Linked DNA regions of Homo sapiens: region 1 is linked to region 2. The links are chromatin loops, found by intact Hi-C in ENCODE. Cell type or tissue: A673. All regions are shown on one strand. Each heading gives the region's core, and the rest is flanking DNA. Links, peaks and the distances in the headings are about the cores only. Region 1 has its middle 71 kb from the start of ATP5MC3. Region 2 overlaps LINC01117 (long intergenic non-protein coding RNA 1117).

Region 1 (10,915 bases), core at 906-8,905, 1.4 Mb before region 2:
ATGATGATGTTGAAGGTGAGTCCCACAGTGGCAGACCATCCACATCAATTTTTGAGGAAAAAAATAAACTTGTTCATGCCCTAATTTAAGAGTACTGATGATTAACAGCAGGAACAATAGCCAACATCATAGACATCTTAATTGGTTCAGCTTACACAATTCTGAATGAAAAATTGAGTTGAGCAAACTTTCCACTTGATGGGTGCCAAAACCATTGCACCCAGATAAGAGCTGCAGATAAGAGCAAGAGCAGAGATGGAACATGGCTTTACCAGTACAATTCTGAAGACAAAGCACAATCAAAGGAATGGCTGCCAAGAGGTGGAAGTGGTTCAATCAAAGCAAAAGCAAATTGGTCAAGAGCAAAGGTCATGGCAACAGTTTTTTGGGGCATTTTGCTTGTTGACTCTCTAGAGGGCCAAAGAACAATAAGATCTGTTTATTAAAGAGTGTTTTGAGAAAAGGAGCTAGAGCTTTAGCAGAAAAATGCCCAGAAAAATCTTCACCAAAGAGTCCTTCTCCAGCATGACAATGCTCCTGCTAATTCCTCTCATCAAACAAGAGTTTTCAGGGGGAAATCATTAGATATTCATGTTCCAGTCATGATTTGGCTATTTCTGATTACTTTTTGTTTTCTAATCTTAAAAAGTCTCTAAAGGACACTTATTTTCCTTCACTTAATAGTGTAAAGAAAGACTTCATTGATGTGGTTAAATTCTCAGAAATGTCAGTTCTTTAGGTATGGACTAAAATGGCTGATATCATCACTTACAAAAGTGTCTTGACCTTGATGGAGTTTTTTTGAGAAACAAAGTTTATATTTTTAAATTTTATATCTTAATTCCATTTTCTACAAACTTTTTAAAAGTCCCCTTGTGATTAAGAAGGTTGAGAACCCTGTTACAAATGATCACTCTGAGATTCTTTAAATAATTTCTAGAGATTTTCAAGTGTTTTCTTAAATGTTCTCAAAGACATCCACTCAAAATTAGAAGTTTCTCTCATGATACTGTCTTTGTAAAATATTTCCATTTTTGCTGGGTTCAACATTTTGGAAGAGAATCAAAGAAACACAGGAAGTATGAAAGGCACTCTGACTTTATCAAACGAAGATATTTATGGAGAGAAAAATGGGACTTTAATTCAGTATTGAAAGGTCAATCAGCAGGATGTGTTTTATTTGGCTTTCTGTTTAAACCATGATTTATATCTTTGGGAGGATATAAAGTGCGTATCCCCTGAGTATCCATTTCTTGCTCTTGTTTGACTCTACTTTAACACCGAAAGGAGAATGCTTCCTTTACTCCCACCCTTGCTGAATGCTGCTCAAGAAGAGTGGGGAACACGGCTTTCTTGTGCCTCTGTACAAGTAGAGCAGAAGAACCTGCCATGGAGATCCTGTAGAGGTGGCCCTCTGTGGATAAGTGAATACAGGTTACATTGGCTGCCAACTCTGGCTTCTCTCTTTCTCTGCTGAGCCCCATCTGGGCCTCTGAAGCTAGATTTGCATTCAGGCAAGGAGGAAGAGACGTGTTCTCCCCTTCCTAGTGTAAACCTCGGTGGTCTCTCTCTGGATCTGTGACAGCCTGGTCTGAGCCAAGTGGTTGAGTAAATATTCCTTAGTGGAGTTAGTAGGCAATATGGACTCTTCAGTTTATTCAGCATTAAAGATTATAAGGCATACATTTTAATCTTGCTTTCTGATATTGTGACTAGACAAGAGTAGATTTTTATGTGTGTTTTACAATTTTACAATTCTCCCTTTCTCTGGACCTGAGTGGTAATTTGATTTGCATCTGGTATACATAAAATGCTGTTCTTAATGCCAGTATGCTCACTTCTAAGAATACCTTTCTTCCAGTTAACCAAGCTTGTTGGAATGTATATAAAAATAAGAGTAAATAGACTATAAATGAGGTACCAAGGAACTTTCTCACAAATACAGTGGTTGAGCTTTGACCCGATTTATTCTTATTTTTTAGATGCCTTTTTAGTTTTCTTCTGGTTCCTTGGTTGTTGCAGTCTGTAGAATGAAGTAATCAGATATGTGAGACATAGTTAAATAAAATATTACTGTGCTTTTGAAAACATAGTTAAGTCTATTTTCTCAATTGTTGACAAAATCAAGAAAATAACACAGTTTATTAATGTGAAGTCTAAAGGTCAGGTGGCCCAGATTCCATTCCAATTAAGAGTTATTGGAATAGAATTTGTGGAGTTGAACATGACAATTTCATCCACCTGTATTACCCAACATTGAAATGCAGTTGAAATTGAGTAGATCTCATGGAAGGTTTTATAGAGGCAAAATGTTTGCCAAAGCTTCTATTCAGAAAAATAATTTTTTGTCATTGAATGGGTTTTATAGTTGTAAAAACATAATAATTTCATATTTCTGATCTTTATTCTTTAAGATGTAGGTAGCACATATTCTATAATAAAATAAATTGACTTTTTAACTATGGAAACAGTAATTTCATATATATATTAAAATATAGGTAGTATCTTTTCCATAATAAAATAAATTGATGCATTTCTACATTTTTATTCAATGTTAAAAACAAATATAAATCTTTAGAACTAATTTCTGTACCAAAACATTTTTTAATGAAAAGTTGTCAATTGTAATAGTTAACAAAGACAAAATTGCAGGTGTCTTTATGTTCTAGCATATAAGCTTAGGTTGAACATTCTTACTGTCATGTCACTGCTCTTCCCTGTAACCTTGATAGATCGCCCCTATAAATATCTCTTGGGGTGAAAAGTAATTTAATCTGCGGATCTGTATATTACCTCCTCATGAACATCCTATCAATTGTGCCAGAGTGCTTTCATGATATGCACTGAACTGAAACCATCAAACTGATTTCACTGAGGATTGTTAGTTAGACCAGAATCTTTGGTCTCAACTCTGTCATTAAATTTTGCTAAAAGGTTGTGCACTTATGCATGGAAAAAAGCTAAGTTTGTGATTTGGTTTCAAAAGATTATCTGCTTATGGTCTGGGTGACTCTTGGGAACTGTATTATTCATTTGTTTTTATCTTGAGGCTGACCTAATTAGAACCCAGGTTATAGTTCTATACAATAACAGAACTCTCATCACTTCCTGAATGATCTTGAAACTTGGAGTTTTGAGAAAATAGCCCATCTTTTAAGCACCAACCTACTGGATAATGATAGAGTGGTCCCTTTTGGATCAAAAAAGTCTCTGAAGAGGACAATGCCTACATTTGCACAATTTTAGCTGAATACTAGATGGAGGTCTCTCAAGATCCTGACTAGAACTCTACCTGGCCAGTTCCCTCATGCCTTCTCTCATTCATTGACAGAACCCTTTGTTGAAATTTGTCTACAGCTCTCAGAAGATTTTGATTCATTGGGAGCTGGTCAGAATAGGGTATTGTGAAGTATAAATATGAAGAAGCCATCCAAGACAACATCATTAATAAAAAACTAGATTATTTAAATAATTTTCTTGATGCCTTTTTATTAAATAGTTCTCAAGAGACAGAGGCTTTTGAGCCTTGCTGGAAGAAACACTCTTTTCCACTAACTAGTGTATAACTTGGGGACAGTCACTTAAAATCTCTGACCTCTGTTTCTGTATTTGTCGAATTAGGTTGATAGTCTCTGCTCTATTTCTAGGGTTGTTAGGATACAATATGATAATAAATACGAAAGTATGCTTCAAAGTTAAAAGAGCACTCATATATATGAGTACTCTGTCTCAGAGATTCCACTTTGAATATTTTTTCCAATTTTTTTCTTTTCTTTCTTTCTTTTTTTTTTTTTTTTGAGGTGGAGTCTTGCTTTGTTGCCCAGGCTGGAATGCAGTGGCACTGCAGCCTCCACCTCCCAGTTTCAAGCGATTCTCCTGCCTCAGCCTCCTGAGTAGCTGGGATTACAGGTGCCCACCACCACGCCCAGCTAATTTTTGTGTTTTTAGTAGAGACGGGGTTTTGCTACATTGGTCAGGCTGGCCTCGAACTCCTGACCTCAAGTGATCCACCCACCTTGGCCTCCCAAATCCTGCTAGGATTACAGTCGTGAGCCACCTCGCCCAGCCCCAATTTTTCATGTAATATATATATTACATTGAGATGGGAATTATGTCTCAGAAAGTAATTTTTATCAGATGGTATGTGGGGTATTTGTTGTATAGGAATTATAGGGGAGAATGAAGTAGTTTGGGTAGCTACTAAATCTTCACTATGTCTCTATTAAGTGTTCCATTTTTATTTATGTAAGCTGTTGGTAATAATTTGTATAAGTGATGTTATAAATTACTGTGTATAACTCTGGCAAATATTTATTTTAAATACAAAATAGCTCAATTTTCCATGATGAAAAGACTAATTAATTCAACCACAAAATATCACTTAATCTTTAAGGGGAAAACTGGCTAGCTGTAAACCAAAACATTGGTTTTATTGCATAAGTGTCCAACAATAAATTTAGATCTAATATAAATGGCAAAATTGTGGTAATAATTGTATTGCCCTCATTCTTAAGCTCTCTGTAAATTTGTCATCTTTCACTACCAGCAGAGGGAGCCCTGAGAATTAAATCGTGCCAAAATGGCTTTGCTAATTCTTATGCGTTTACACATTTAGCTCATAATAAAGAAATAAAACCCCATCACAGATTAATGGAAAGTCATCATGCTTGGATTAGGCTGTAGATAATTTCATTCCAGCCTACCGATTATAATCAGCTTCAATAGAGGAGGAGTAGCCTGCCTCCACTCTGCCATTAAAGCCTCAGCTGCAAACTTCCACAGCCAACGAAGTTCAGTAATATAACAACGCACAATCTACCTCATAGAACATCAGAAAGAATACACTCCTCAAACCATAATTTTATCAAATAAACTATAACAGTATTATGAATTGTCTATTAAGCCACATGAGAATTGGAAAACATACACATTGTGTAATCAGTTTTTCCTAATTTAAACATAATTGTCCATATTTTATAATGTATTTTAATAGACAAATAAACTAAAATAATATGAATTAAAAATAAATCATGAAGTTCCAGCATTTATGACTCAACGTAAAGCTTCTTTATAGTATCTTATCAAAAAATGGGTTTTCCAAACCTCAAGGAAAGAGCCTGTTTACAGAGAGCATATTTTCATTGCTTTATTTCCTTTAAGTAGATACCACAGTGCAATACAATGCATATTTTATGCACCTGTGACTAAAAAGGCCTATTGAAAATGGAGACTGCAATAAGTGCACTTTGATATTGCATAGCAACTCTCATTTTAACAACGATGCAGTTTTTATATATATATATACTTCAAGTTCTAGGGTACCTGCACACAACGTGAAGGTTTCATACATAGATATACACGTGCCATGTTGGTTTGCTGCACCCATCAACTCATCATTTACATTAGGTATTTCTCCTAATGCTATCCCTCCCCCAGCCCCCCACCCCCTGACAGGCCCTGGTGTATGATGTTCCCTGCCCTGTGTCCAAGTGATCTCATTGTTCAATTCCCACCTATGAGTGAGAACAAATGATGCAGTATTTTAATATTGGCATAACTGCTAATCTAATATCAAAAACACCTTTCTCTTGGCATCAAGAAATTTACAAGTACATGTCTTTGCCTTCTAAGAGCTTACATAGTATAGTTAGAAATCCAACAATGATTGATTCTCTCCTTCATGATAAGAATTTACTTCCACAAACATTTATTGCGTACTTATTAGGAGCAAGGTATTGTGCTAAGTGCAGAGGAACAAATGTGAATGACAGCATACCTTCTCATAATCAATAGACTAAGGCTGGTAAGTCAGTGACTACGAGGCAAGGTAGTACAGATATAATGAAGGCAACCACTCTGCTGGGCTTTACGATTATTGAAGGCAGGTAACATGTCTGATCTTTGTAACTCCAGAACACTCTGACACCTAGCACAGTGTTTTGCATATAGTTAGTGTGCAATAAGTATATACTGAATTAATTAACAACATGTGAGATACATTAGTAAAACATCTTCTTGGTAATTAAGTGACTTTCATGTTTCCTACTGCTTCCTCTTCCCATCACTCCAGTTCTCTTTTCCCTAGTTCTCACAACTTGTGGGATAGCCGTGCTTTCCTTTTCTACAACATAGCAGCTGAGCAACGTAATAATTGATGCTTGATGATTTTCTATTCCCTGGATAGAACAGCTATTCTCTATGCTGTTAAGGCTTGAAATTCATGAGATGGATGTAATAAAACAACAAAAAGTACACAACAAAATAGTAGTGACAGGCATTCTGCTAGGCACCATACATTCATTATCTAATTTGATTCTTAAAATAACTCTCGTTATTTCTATTTTCAGTACAGAGATCTTGCACAGAAAAGTAGCTTGCTTCAGGTCACAGGGCTGGTAAGTAGTAGAGCTCAAATTTGAATCCAGAACTCTTTGACATCCGACTTCCTGTTCTGAATGACTGCACTATATGGTCTCTTTATTTAGGTTGCTTAGGGGCAATTTGAATTAGTAATGGAAACATTTTCCTGGAAGAGATGGTCTACTTCATCTGAAAATACTATGAATAAAAAATTTTAATGCATAAGATACACTTAAGGTTTTAGAATTATTTTATGAATACAGAAAAATAGTTTACAGAAGTACAAAAGAATCAACAACAGATAATGCTTTTTAGCAACGTATTTCTTTTAAAAATAAGAAACTAAGAAGTTTGATTTCTTTAATAACCAGAACACCTTAAAATGTATTTTCAGATGCTCAGCAGACCCCAAAAGACTCCCCCAGTCCTGGACTGCAGTGCAGTCTGCTGTGGAATGCTTAGCAGCTTTGTTTTCCCGACTAGACTCATTAGCAGCGCCAGGTGGTAATAACTATCCAACTGATTTGTAGTAGTAAAAAAATCTGCCTGAGGTCACCATGGACTCTTTCCCCCATTCTTTGCTTCATCTCTGACCTGATACGCTTTTGCAAAATAATTATGCATGGCAGGAAGTTGCCATACAACAGAGAAGGATTGTTGTGTCCTGGGATTATATGGGATCTCAGATCAAATAGGTTTTGTTGTGTGAAGAATAAATTGGAAAACATGGTTTTCCCAAGCATAGCACAGTAAAATTTATTTCTTGCCTTTTCTTCTTTCCTGTTTATTTCACCATTAAAGACCCAGTAAAGAAAATTATTCACCAATTTGGGGAATGTTATCATTAGTGTTTAGCATCAGCACAATTATGTAGATTCAAGAAACAAAAATAGCTCCAGGGTCTGTCCAAGTTAACTCAAATAAAAGAGTGGATATTTTAAAATTGACTTTTTTTTTTGACACGTTATACATTGTTGTTCATCAGGTAAAAATATAAAGTAGTGCACGAAAGCAATAAGCACTTAACCATTCTTTATCTAGGAGGAATCTTCAGTTAGCTAAATTTTGTTCATGCTTTTTTTTTCATTAAATAGAGAAACATAAGGGTAAATAATTGTGAGGCTATGTTTTAAAAAGTAACTTTCCACTATCTTCCAAAGAAAATATAGTCAAACTCCTAAATCTGCATTCTCCAGTATAGTAGCCATCAGCCACATGTGGCTATAAAGCATCTGAAATGTGATTAGTTCAAATTGAGATATGCTTATGTGTAAAATACATAGTAGATTTCAGAAATGGAATGTGAATAAAATAGAATATAAAATAGTTCATTAAAAAGTATTATATTGGCTGGGCATGGTGGCTCACTCCTCTAATCCCAGCACTTTGGGAGGCCAAGGCCGGTGGATTACCTGAGGTCAGGAATTCAAGACCAGCCTGGCCAACATGGTGAAACCCCATATCTACTAAAAATACAAAAATTAGCTGGACGTGGTAGCACACGCCTGTAATCCCAGCCACTTGGGAGGCTGAGGCAGGAGAATCGCTTGAACCGGGAGGCAGAGGTTGCAGTGAGCCAAGATCGCGCCACTGCACTCTAGCCTGGGCAACAAAAGCGAATATCTGTCTCAAAACAAACAAACAAAGTATTATATTAATTGCAGGTTGTAAAGATAACATTTTGGATACGTTGGGTTCAATAAGACATATTATTAAAATTAATTTACCTGTTTCTTGTTACTTTTAAAAACGAGGCTATTAGAAAATTTCAAATTACATGTATGACTCATATTTTGTTTCCCTTGTACAGCAATATCCTAGGGTTTTACTTTGTGACATCATTGCTTCTCGAGAACCAACTGACCACGAACAGCAACAAGGTCTTCAATCAGAATTAAAACTCAATTCAAAACACTTTCGAAGAGCATTTGGAGATACATATTAAGAGACTGCAGTGTCTAAACTTTTAGAAGTAAAAATGCCATTTCTAGTCCTATGTCCTACAAATTCCATTTCTAGGTATATACCCAAGAAAAATGAAAATGTATGTCCACATAGAAACTTCTGCAAAAATGTTTCTACTAGCATTATTCATAATAGTAATGTGTGGAAACAACCCAAATGTCCATCAACAGACAAATGGATAAACAAAATGTAGTATATATCCCTACAGTGAAATATTATTTGCCTATAAAAGGGAATGAAGTATTGAAGGCTACAATGTGGATGAGCCTTGGAAACATTATACTAAGTGAAAGAAGTTAGTTACATAAGACCACATATTACATGATTCTATTAATATAAAACATCCACAACAGGGAAATCTATGGAGACAGAATGCAGACTATTGGTAGGGGTGGTGGGAAGGGGAGAAAAGGGTAGGGAAGTGATAGCTAAAGAGTACTGGGTTTCTTTTGGAGATAATAAAAATGTTTCAAAATTGACTTTGGTGATGGTTTCATGTATCTGTGAATACACAAAAAACACATATAATTATACTGTAAAAATGGGTGAATTATGTGGTGAGTGAATAATACTCAACAAATCTCTTCAAAAATAATTATATTTATGGGAAATCAAAGTTGAGAAAATGATCCAAAATAAACCAGAAAACTCCTTTCGTGCACAGTGTTGCACAATGCTGCCTTATGTATAATAGTGAAAAATTAAAAACAACCCAAACGACCAAATAGGTGTGTGGCTAAATAATGTATGGTATAGCCTCATCATGGAATGCAGATATTAAAATGCTTCATGTAGGCAAAGTCTTATAAAAAGTTGTAGTAATGTGTATGGAATTGGTGGGTTCTTGGTCTCACTGACTTAAAGAATGAAGCTACGGACCCTTGCGGTGAGTGTTACAGTTCTTAAAGATAGTGTGTCCGGAGTTTCTTCCTTCTGGTGGGTTCGTGGTCTTGGTGGCTTCAGGAGTGAAGGTGCAGACCTTCGTGGTATTACAGCTCATAAAGCCAGTGCAGATACAAAGAGTGAGCAGCAGCAAGATTTATTGCAAAGAGCAAAAGAACCAAGCTTCCACAGTGTGGAAAGGGACCCCACCAGGTCGTTGCTGGAGCTCTGACAGCCTGCTTTTATTGCCTTATCTGACCCCACCCACATCCTGCTGATTGGTCCATTTTACAGAGAGCTGATTGGTCCGTTTTGACAGGGTGCTGATTGGCGCATTTACAAACCTTTAGCTAGACACAAAAGTTCTCCAAGTCCCCACTAGATGAGCTAGACACAGAGCACTGATTGGTGCATTTACAAATCTTGAGCTAGACAGAGTGCTGACTGGTGCATATACAATCCTCTGGCTAGACAGAAAAGTTCTCCAAGTCCCCACCAGATTAGCTAGATACAGAGTGCTGATTGGCGAATCCACAAACCCGGAGCTAGACACAGAGTGCTGATTGGCTCATACACAACCCTCCAGCTAGACACAAAAGTTCTCCAAGTCCCCACCCGACTCAGGAGCTCAGCTGGCTTCGCCTAGTGGATCCCGCGCTGGGGCGGCAGGCGAGCTGCCCGCCAGTCCCGCTCCGCGCACCCGCACTCCTCAGCCCTTGGGCGGTCGATGGGACCGGGTGCTGCAGAGCAGGGGGCGGCGCCCGTAGGGGAGGATCGGGCTCGGGCGGCGCGGGAGCCCATGGGGGGCGGGGCTTGGGCATGGCGGGCTGCAGGTCCCCAGCCCTGCCCCGCGGGGAGGCGGCTGAGGCCCCGCGAGAATTCGAGCGCAGCGCGGGCGGGCCGGTAGTGCTGGGTATCCCAGCCCACCCTCCGCAGCTGCTAGCCCGAGTGCTAAGACTCTCACAGCCCGGGGCTGGCGGCGCCAGCCCGCCGCTTCGAGTGCGGATCCTGCCCAGCCCGCACCCACCCGGAACTCGCGCTGGCGCGCGAGCGCGGCGCGCAGCTTGGGTTCCTGCCGGCGCCTCTCCCTCCACACCTCACCTCAAACAGAGGGAGCCGGCTCCGGTCTCGGCCAGCCCAGAGAGGGCCTCCCATAGTGCAGCGGCGGGCTGAAGGTCTCCTCAAGCGCTGCCAGAGTGGGCGTCGAGGCTGAGGAGACACCGAGAGCGAGTGAGGGCTGCAAGCATGCTGTCACCTCTCAGTAATTTGAGAAAATTTCTGTTTTCTATGGGTAAGTGAAACAAAAAAGCTGTGATATTTATTATTTGCATACTACCATAACTGTAAAAAAAGTCTAGAAAAAAAACTAGAAGGAAATACTGACCCCAAAATAATAGTGTTTGTGTTGTGTGCTATGTGAGAAATTTTCATCTTTACATGTCTTTATTTTCCATGTCTTCTATAATTAAGCTTTTTTTCATAAAATACATTTTGTTTAAAAATCCATATATAGGCTATTTTTTTAAAAGTCAATGTTTACAGTTATATTGCCAAGAAGGGAGAGTAGACTAATATATTTTTTATAAAATTCAAAATCAGAGTTGGAACAAGGCTAGAATTTGTTTGAAATCTTCAACAAAGCTTGACTTAACCAAAACATTGTTAGTATTCCATCCATTAATTTAGCACCACTGTCCTTAGTACAAGA
Region 2 (10,915 bases), core at 1,367-9,366:
ACAATCACATAATCCTTCTTCTGGTATCTGGTTGAGGTTTACTGACATGGCATTTATTTCTCAGTCACAATCCTAAATTTATTGGGTTGGCTTTACTTAAGGTACATGGGGCAACTAATATTAGTGCATGTAAAAACCTAGCAATGTCCTAAATTGTAAAGGAGCTATTATAAAGAGAACATATTTTTTCCCGATGACTGTCAACATGAGATCAAGAATGCATGCAAACTCACTCCATGAGCCCTGGGCTCACTCATCTTGGTTGGAGGCAGATTTTGATTTAAGATCTAAATTTCAAAAAATGAAAATCAATTTTATCTCATAAAGTACAACAGGGAAAATTTTTACTAATAACCTCTCCTTAGCCTTAAATTTAAATTACATTTTTGTCAAGAGAATTTTAGTATTTATTGAAAATCAAGTTTAGATAATAATCACAAAATAATGCATTAATCGTTTAAAAAGATAAAAAGTAATGTACTGTTTGTGGGTAACACATTTAAATAATAAAATTGAATATTAGTGTTTAATTTTAGTACAAAAAATAATTAAAATGAAGGCATGCAAATATAATGAGCCAGGTTAACCTCCCCATCTTTCCACTTTGACACCTTGTTTAACTCTAGCTAATGATGCTATGAAAAAAAGTATTAGTGGTTTCAGTTCAGCCCCTGGTGGTCTATATCACATATTGCATAACCTGCTGGTGGGTCTTACGGGCTATTTCTCATTTACAGACAGTAGCCTTTTATAATTCTGTCTGGAAGTGGGGGATTGCAGAGGGAGGGTGCCCTGTTTTAACCTATTTATTATGCACTTGAAAATACTGAAAATGTTTATAGAAGTCAAATTAAATTTTGTAAAACACATTAGTGCATTCATATGTTCAAACCTGAGCCTACAATTCTATACCAACTACTCACGTAAAGTCATTATGTGGAAAAGAAAAAAGTCACTTATGGCTTCTACTCCATGTGGAAAATTACCAAAGACTGCAGTTTTTCTAACCACGAATGGTCTCATTTCCCATGTGCAGTTGGTTAGCTCCTCACTGTATCCCCAAGGAGTGCGTGAGTCTGAAGCACTGCAGAAAAATGAGAATTTTCACACTTTAAAAGAGCCAAGGCAGCATTTGTAATGACTAAAAATAAGAGCAGAAGAAGTAAAAGAGGAAAGAAAGATTGGTCCCTGGTTTTCCTTCCCCTCTGTTAAGCGAGACCATGGAGTTTCCAGGTGAAAGTCAATTGTGGGCTTGCTTTTAATTTATACAGGACGTTAGGAAAGAAAAAGAAAGAAAAAGAATACCAACTCCCTTAAATTTCCTAGCTCAAAGTTGCTTGCAGTGAATGCTAAAATGAAAGGAGTTATCAAGGCCAAATTCACTATACAGCTTTTGCGAACTGTTAGAAGCAATTTCCAGGACCTGTGCTTTTACATAGGTTTGCTTTCACTCTCAGCTTGAGTGTTAATTTTTGACTAGTTCTTTCTATCCTTTCGTCAAATGTACACATCCATTTCTTCCGGCATCTCATACACACACTGCACACCACACACACACACGTGCATTATATACATAAGCAAATACCTCTAGCCACTTGGTAACAGTATTTTAGAAAGCAGCTTGATATCTGGATTAGAGAGTTGAATACTTTCAGACAACTCTCGTGGGCACAATGTGTTAACTGTTTTCTGTGCCACCATTTTATTGTATGCGAGCGGATGGCAAAATGGTGGTTCCAGCTTTTTGTTGTATAAGGACTCCTTCGCATTCAGCCTCTGATTGAAGAACCAGTTTGTATACCGATAGAAAAGCCAGGCTTCTCAGTCTGGGAGACTGACTAAATAAACCATATACGCAAATCTTCTTCTACTCACTGCTTTGCAGACGCTTAACCAAAATTTTGCATATATAAGTACAAAGGGAGCAAATCCTGATTAAAATAAAAAATGGACAGAAATGATATTCCATTTAAATATATAATTCAATGGTGTTGGTAAATACATATGTTATTAAAAGACCTTCCAACGTTGCCATAAGTAAACTACCTTGAGAAAAGGTCCAACACAGAGTTAGCGTAGAGAATGTGAATGTTTTACTTGTGCATAAACGATCTTTCCAGATCAAGGTCGAGGTCATTGGCAAGATAGTTTAGTGAGCTCATTCTACAGTTATTTGCACATGCAAATTGGGGTTCCAATTTTAAAAATATTATTGCTTTTTGTTCATGAGAAGAGCTTTGATTAAATTCTTAAAATAAGAATATTAAAATAATTGAACAATATACCTGTGCTAATAATATTCAGTTTTAATTAGCTCCTAAATAGAATCAAAGCTAAAATGGATTTTGACGTACCCTTAACTGGATCTCAAATTAAGGAGAGATGAATTTGACTAAGAGAAGATTTTTACATTGTTGTCTATTACAGCTGAATTACCACTCTCTTTTGTCTGAAGAAAAATATTTTCTTCTCAACGAGGTATATATTTTTAAGACTGAAGACAACTGAAGCTTACAGCATATAGTATTTGGTTAGATTTTTTTTTTTTTTGCTTTTTGACTGCAGTTGCCAAACATTTGAGATTATAAAAACGATAGTACTACATAAAATAGACCTGCAGCAACACTGTTTATGGCACACGCAACAATATTATTTTCTGCTGTTTGGTGTGCAGGAGTTGTAAATAGCAAAATGTGTAAGCCATTAAATCTAGTAGCAATAGGACTCAAAGCAAGGTTTATTATACCAGTGCCTGAAAAGCTTTACTTTTTATCTCTGTGTGTTAAATTTTCGTGTTTGCAACAGTATTTTAGCTCTGGAGCTATTTATCTGGTAGCATCTTTGAGAAAAAGGAAATGGACAGATGTCCATAAACAAAGGGCTCCACCTGGTGGTAAAGAGGAGGTATGAAATGTTGATGAAGAGAACTAATGCTGCAAAGGCAAACAGATGGAAGAGCAACGCGTGTGCGTGTGTGTATGTCTCCTAAAATGAATATGTTTGAAGGAAAGAGAATGACAAAATCCTCCAAATTTGGATTCCAGTGTGGATATAGGCTTACAGCTAACATTATTTGATTATTTCTTTCACATTCAGTCATTCCAATATGTTTACAAATTATTTTATTCAAAATACATACATCTGAACAGATATTAACAGATGACCCTAACAGATACTAGGTACAATTGATGACAAACTATCCATATCATCTGATCATCTTAGGTTTTAGTAGAATGCCATCTAGTAGACAGATTTAAACAAAGAAAGCATTTGTTCCGACTCGAGGGCATCCTTTAGGTGGCTTTGTGGCTCACCTAGTTAGGAAGACCTGAAAAGGATGTGGTGCAGAGCTCCGGGGAGGGAAGCAAGGGTTTCAAATCCATGACTAAGAAACAGAAAATTGTTCATTTTAAAATGTCATCTGTGGCTGAAGTGTTGAAGAATTTGAATCTGCGTATTGTGATTCTTCCACCTTTTCAAACTCTAAAATTAGGCCAGGAATTACATATATCAAATACTATGCAAAATGTAAAACAGGCATGCCGTTTATGGCTCTCTACGTAAGGTGGAAATTAAATCTTCAGCCTCCAATAAAATTGTATTTCTGTAATAAAACTGCTGCACCTTGACTCTAGACTACATTGAATCCCAAATTAAACACTCCATTTGCTGTACTGTAACAAGCAAAAGGGTTTGCTACACTGAACAATATTACAGATAGGAAAAACGTATTCTTTTTTGCTTTATCACCTATGTAGAGACCACGAAAACAGGCTAATTCCTCATCTCTTCTTTCTCAGAACACAACATGTTTTGATATGGGAAATTTTAAAATTCTATCTTTCATTGCTAAAATTTATATTTCTTCCTAATTCTATAAATCAGCATAGATGACTAGGCCTAAAAAAAGTCAACCAAGTAGGATATTTACTACAAAATGTCTACTGCATTTCATGGATAACTCAGGCTTATAAGCAGAAACAGCTGGTGTGCTAAAGGCTAGGTACATTTCTTTATGCATTATGTATAATTCCCCATAATGTACATGCAACATTCACTCCACATCCATATCTGAAGTGCACACATACTGCTACATGATCTATGAAAGTTTTAAACTTAGGATCTGTTAATACATATGTATTTATCTCACCCAGTGTTGATTTAGAAGAAATTAGACTGGATGTTCTTTTAAGCAGTCTAATTCTATAGTTTTTTTTTCCCTCACCACGCCATGGCCCAGCCAGCGCTGACTTCTGGCATTTGTAAAGTGTCTGTAATAGAAATGAAAGCCTACCCAGGGTGAGGAATAGAAAGCAATGAATACTAATGTTGCTTCTTCTTACCAACTAAAGTGCAGGCGAACAAGACAGGAAGCTGTCTGTGCCTCTCTGTCTCGGCCGTCCTCCCTTGGCTCTGCCAAGCCACCCTCTAGTGGACTGAGGGGGGAATTTCCTTTCCTGGCTGCCTCACTCGGCTATTCATTTGATAAATGAGCTCCCCTCCCCCTCTCTCAGGAGATGGTAGATATTATTAACCTTCAAGCACGATACAGCGAGATGAATGTTAATCATGAAGGGATTTCTCATCAAGTTTAATGGTGTAAGACATAGAGAAGTTGTGTTAGCAGTTTCAATCCTGCTAAAAATGCTAATTGTTATGTTTCATATGATAGGTGAGGATAATAGGAAAATGGCAACAGCTTCAGCGTTTCCATTTGGAAGTTGTTGCCCATAATTTTGAGGCAAATATAGAGGAAAAGATTACGGTCCTTAGTATGAATGACTTGTGAAGAGGCTAATTTAGGGCTGCTTCTTTGGAGACATTGGAGATTTGAGGCTTGACATCTACTGAGCTCAAGAAAAGAGAATTTTCTGCTGGGAAGAACTAAAGCCAAAAGAAGAAATTTTGGACCTAGAAAGAACATGAGTCTATGGTAAGGGATACAAGGTTATAGTGTTGAGTACTGATCTTTTGAGCACTTTCTGTCTTCTACATTTTTCTCTGTGTTTCACTGGCACTTTTGCCAACATGTAGAGGTAATCTTTTTTTTAAAGCAGTTATTTCATCCTGACCTAGGAATCATAGTAAGTGCACTTAGGAGTCCTAGATGAACCCCAAGAGAAATGCCATTTTTGTTTTTCTCAACATGTCCCTTTCCTTGCCCCATGAGTTGTTACCCATGCTCTGGCATAAGGACACCCTACTGTCCCCAGCTTCAATGACCCCAGTCTTGCAGAGTTGGCTTCTCATGTAGCTCTGTTGTTTGTCCTGGTCCCTAACTGTTTGAGCTGGGGTTCTTTCGGGGCACATACACACACAAGTGGGGATCCTGGAATGTTATATGAGCAATGTCTTCAGTGTATACTTTTACTTGACTTTGATTACCCTAAATTCTATTGCTCAACCCTAAACTTCTATAGTAGCTCATGGTGTTACCTGTGAATGAACTGGAAAGCATTTTGCTGCAAGGAAGCTTATCAGTTGAATGTGGGCCTTGAAAAATTTCCTTGTAATTTCATAGTTTATGTGTTCAGTTTGACTTTAGAAAGCATCTAAATGATAAATGCAAATTCAAAAATAATCCATTAAGGATATGAGCCTATGTGGATATGGACCTTTTTAACTGTATTGTCCCAGTTTTCATATGTAGCTTTTGTCATCATTTTTTTACAGACTCCTATAAAATGGAGTCAACATAGAGAAAATATGTGATTCTCCAGGTGCTAACATGAGATGGGATATCAATGACTAACATTATTTTCCCATCAATAATGATAATTATACTAATTAGTCCAGGCATCACACCTGTGTAAAATCCCTATCCCTATTTTACAGATGAAGTCACTGAGACACCAAAGGTTAATTGCTTGCCCAAAGCCATGTAGCAACTTGGTGAGTACCAGTATTTAAAATCTTACACTCTTGCTTCCTTAACAATGGAACAAAGTTATTGCTTGTATCACAGGAGATTGGTGTCAATGAACAATGGAGCAAAGGGGTCACATATTGCTTGTTTTAAAATTGTAGACTCTTTCTCATATTAATGGAGTCCTTTACTGTGTTTTCCAGGTTGAAGTTACTTTAGTGTCGAAAGCTCCACATATGTGCTTTTCGCAAAATCAATAGTCACCCCATGCAAACGAAGAGATGGTAATTAGAGATGGGACAGACCCCAACATATCCTTCATTTGAAGATAGAATAAATTCAGCAAGATACCTAATTATTATCATCATCTTTCACAAAAACATATGTGATTTTTCCCCCCTACCCAAATGTTTTAGTGAAAACTGCAACTGTGCATTAAAAGGCAGTTTTGCATGCATATATTCAGAGAACAATATGGAGAATCTATCCCTTGGGATAAAAAAAAAAACACCCAGCAACAACAAACTTGAAAACAGATGGTTCTGATACAGTCTGATAAGAATGTAAACAAGAAAATCTTTGTTGACTTATTTCATAGTAATCAGTAATAATTAGTTATTGTCTAGAGGTGAGTTACAAATTTCACAAGCATGGCCACGAACAGCCTCTGAAAAGTGAAGCTAAATTTGTGACATCAGTGAGGAATTACTGACCCCTGCTGAACCCTCCTTATTAACATTTTTCTTGATTGACATAAAGGAATGAAACCCTGGAAGAGGATAATTTCTGCATTCTTTGTTTTTTCTTTTGTCATCATTTGATTTAGAGATATTAGACCCCTCTGACTAATCCATGAATTTTAAGTTCTTTGAAAAAGAACTTAAATTTTCTCTACAGCTTAGAGAACTAAAGCTCTCTTTCCTTCCGTTTTTCCTTCCTTCCTTCCTTCCTTCCTTCCTTCCTTCCTTCCTTTCTTCCTTTTTTCTTCCCTCCCTCCCTTCTTTCCTTCCTTCCTTCCTTCCTTCCTTCCTTCCTTCCTTCCTTCCTTCCTTCCTTCCTTCCTTCCTTCATGGGGTCCACAGTTTAGTTGGAGAGGCAAGTTTGTAAAAAAATAACTATCACCCAGTTTGTTAAGAAGTGGGCAAGGGCTGGATGCCATGGTTCATGTCTGTAATCCCAGCACTTTTCAGAGGCCAAGGATGAGGAGGATCACTTGAGCCCAGAAGTTTGAGACCAGCCTGGGCAACAAAATGAGACTCCATCTCTACAAAAAAATTAAAAAAAGATTAGCTAGGTTTGATGGTGTATGTCTGTGGTCCCAAATACGTGGAAGGCTGAAGCAGGAGGATCGCTTGAGCCCAGGAGATCAAGGCTGAAGTGAGTTATGATTGCACCACTGCACTCCAGCCTGAACAACAGAGCAAAACTCTGTCTCAGGAGGAGGAGGAGGAGGAGGAGGGGAAAGGGTGGGAGAGGGGGAGGGAGGATGAGGGGGAGTGAAACACAGAGGGAGGAGGAGTGCCAGTGAAACACAGAGAAAAATGTAGAAGCTAGAAAAATGTAGAAGATAGAAAGGGAGGAGGAGGAGGGAGGAAGGGAGGAAGGGAGAAGGAAGAGAGAAGGAGAAGGAAGGAAGAAGAAGAAAGAAGTGGGAAAGATGGCATGGAGAGGAGTCAGGAGAAGGACTGAGTCCTTGCAGAGGAGATATTAGACCAGGTATTATGTAGTGCTATTACCAAGTCCTGACTGCAGAGATCACCAGGCTGTTGACTATGACATCCTGAGTGAATAATGAAAATTTAAACTGCTGGCTAATTCTTTGGATCAGGTGATTGTACACCATCAGTTGTGTGGGTAGCATGCAGACAAGATCATGGTATCCTGCCATGATCCAAAAGTTTGGAGAGGTGCCCTTCTTTTACAATACTTGTAATAGAAAACTTAGGCTGTATTCCTCCATGATAACGTGCCTTTGGAAAGAGTAGTCCCTTCTTTAATATGTAATTCAGCCATCTGAAAATACTTGTTATTAAAATAAAATAATACAAATAGTCTATGACAAATAGTCTAGGCAGTGCATCCTGGAAACCCTTGGCTTTTATTCAACAATATTCAAGAGCTGTTTAGTCAGTGCTTGTAACTTGTCAGACACTACTAGGCACGTGAATTAAGAGAATGAATGCTCTATGTAACTTCTCCTTTATAGAACACAAAATCTGGTTGGGAAGGACAATATCAAACAGAAAATTACCCAAATTGTTTATTAATGAAAATGTGATAAGTGCTATTGGAAGCAATAGATGCTGTTGTTTTGTCTACCCTGATTCTATTCTTCCGGTGACAGCATCTTGATTTTGTTTTGAGAACTATCCTTCACCATTGCATGCAACCTTGATGAGACTCTTAGTCGAGGGGCACTGCCCCTACCTAGTTTGTGATTCAAGCTGGGCCAGTAAGATGCCCTTTTCCAGTAATGAGTGCACTCTCTCGCTCACTCGCTCTCTCTCTCTCTCTAGTTTAATAGTATAAAGATCTTCAAAGTTTGTATTTACGTTGGTCAAAAGTAATTGCGTTTTTTACCATTGCTTTTAATGTTTAATCCTTAGCTTTTCCTTTGAGTTGAGAGTGACCCTTATATCCTTCCAACAAATTTCTTAAGTTAATCTGTTAAATTAACTGCTTGTAACCAGTTGTAGTATTTATAGCACTGCCTAAAAATCCAGGACTCAAATAACAGGTAAACTAAATTGTGGCATGATTTTGAGAGTTTGTTAGAGTTTAAGAGAATGTATTTTACTGACTGTGATGCTTAGAACATTCTATTTTGAATAGCATGAGTTGGTGACAGAGGATTAATTTTCTTCCTGTATCTGTAATAAATAACATTTCCATAATATCAGTAGTCATAATATCTATAAAACAAAATATAAATATTATAAACTTTGACAGTATAGAGCTATACCCTGACAGAAGTCCAGAGATGATGAGGTATGTTAACTTTCTTATCTGAGAGTATTAAGGTCAATAACTCTTTTCTAAAGCTGCTAGATCCAGAAATGAATACATCTATCCAACTGAAGAACTAAAAAATCATGAGTTAGCCCAAATTGGGGAGCAGGTGGGGAGGGAAGGAAGGCATATAAATGAATGAAATTCTTCATCTTTCATGCAGAGAAGTCAGCAGGTACTGGCTACCTAAGACTGAAAAATCAAGAAAGAGAGATGCAGGCATATTATTTATTTGGAGTTAAAAGTAGAAACCACTGGAAGAAATAAAATGTAAGTTTATTAATAATGACTTCCTTTGGAGAATAGATGGTAGGAGAAGGGTCTAGATAGAGGGTATAATTTGACACAAACTTGGCTGCAGAAGATCTGGCATTCCAGAAATATATGCGTCATTAACCTAGTGATGGCATTAAGAAAGCGATATTATCCCGGGCTGTGTTAAGACAAGTATTATTTGCAGCTAGGAAATAACCCTTGTGTCAAATTTATTGTAGGTTGGGCTTTTATTTGAATATTACACTTTGGGTCTGTAACTTAAAACATATGCAGGAAAATTGCATAGAATCCACGTATAGAAGAGGAAAATGATGACAGGGATTGGAGACTATGTACACAAGGAAAGGAGGTGGGTTGTTTATTCTGGAGAAGAGAAGGCTGAAGGGAGACAAAATTAACAACCTATGGGCAGTGAGGTGGAACTCTGCAGAACACCAGTCAACCTTCTCCATCTCACTGGACTGAACAGAAGAAAATGGGTTTAGACTGCATCAGGAGAAAATGTGTTTTTAAGACACAGGAAGACTTGATGACCTGTGGTTGTGACTGAACGTGGGAACAGGATGCCCTAAGAACTTTTGGAGTACTTTAGAAATAAGATAGAAATATTCATTTTCAAAATAAGGGTTTGTATTAGACTTGAGGTCCCTTTAGATACAGTAACCACATTCTATAGTTGGATGTCTGTGAACTTACATATGGAGAAAGGTTAATGATCAAGTGGTCTAAATAGTCTCACCTTGGCTGTGATTCCCAGGTAATATCTCATTAGGGAAAAAAAATCAATATTCACATTTTTTTTCTTTAAAGTACTGTGCTATCTACTGGTTCTTTTAAAATATATATGCATGCACATATATATATATAACTGTGTATCATATTTTAAGGGAAATTCATATAGTCTTAGGAGCAATAGTTATCATATTCAAAGTTTGTACCATTAAAATATTTATGGTTTATTTTTCTAACAAAAGCAATAAGATTTTGATGCTGAAAATCTTCAAAAACACAAAAAGCACAGGAAATACCTTTTTTTTCATTAAAATGTGAGCAAGCAAAAAAAAAACATACAAACAAATTTGGTCCTGTCTTATCATGACTGCTGCTAAGGCGGTCCAGCTGGGTTTCCCTGTAGCCAGAATCTGGTCCCCTATGCTCATCCTTTCAAGAAGGAAGTGTGAGTGCCTGATTAGCTGTGTCTTTATCTTTCCTCCTCACTGCAATTGGATCGCACTTACCCAGTCTCTCACACTTATGTATTGAAACAATTATTAGAAATGTGGTGATGGAGTATTGACTTACCTGGCACCTAAGTCGAGGTTAATCCCTTTTGAAAGCTGGTTGTATAATCTGTGCCTGGGCAGCTGTAGCCCTGGCAAGTTTAGTTAAGACACTAAAATGAACATCTGGATGTTGGTTCAGGCATTTGTATTCAACACCTGGATAGGATTCTTCAACTTTGGTCTTTGGGTCTGAAGAAAACCCCTATCTACGTAAAGCTCGTGGTTGCTTGAGATTTGGTGTGGGAGGGCAGAAAGGGAGGAGTGAAGGGAATGACTATTGGTTCCTTAACCAATAGAGGCTGCCACAACAGGATTCCTGAGCTAAAGGAAGTTTGAAAATTTCAGACCATGCTGATCGCAGGTGATAGACACCTTGCGGGCCAACTCTTCCTATCCATGCATACACTTGAGTGATGGACAGACATACCTCATTTTATTGCACTTTGCTTTGTTGTGCTTCACAGATTTTTTTTATGGTATC

What was found. Peaks named below come from ENCODE experiments on the same cell type or tissue, not always from the same donor. Only the 100,000 strongest peaks of a DNase experiment are listed, where the experiment ranks them.
Region 1: a loop joins it to region 2, with 8 times the contacts of the local background. A loop is called at or near these places in 3 of 110 quality-filtered maps.

Annotation. Positions count from the first base shown.
Region 1 is chr2:175,247,091-175,258,005 of GRCh38, forward strand. No RefSeq gene overlaps it. Among named protein-coding and RNA genes, the nearest start is that of ATP5MC3, 71 kb to the left of the region's middle. In A673, for the core only: a CTCF peak has its summit at 4,550 (motif pointing right); a DNase peak (open chromatin) is centred at 4,561.
Region 2 is chr2:176,649,629-176,660,543 of GRCh38, forward strand. It overlaps LINC01117 (long intergenic non-protein coding RNA 1117), which reads left to right. Exons shown (of 4, transcript NR_110599.1): 3 at 5,836-5,892; 4 at 6,070-6,330. Among named protein-coding and RNA genes, the nearest start is that of LINC01117, 17 kb to the left of the region's middle. In A673, for the core only: CTCF peaks have their summits at 2,897 (motif pointing left), 3,103, 4,442 (motif pointing left) and 7,545; DNase peaks (open chromatin) are centred at 2,883, 4,423, 6,633, 6,993 and 3 weaker places; H3K4me3 peaks cover 4,528 bases; H3K27ac peaks cover 8,000 bases.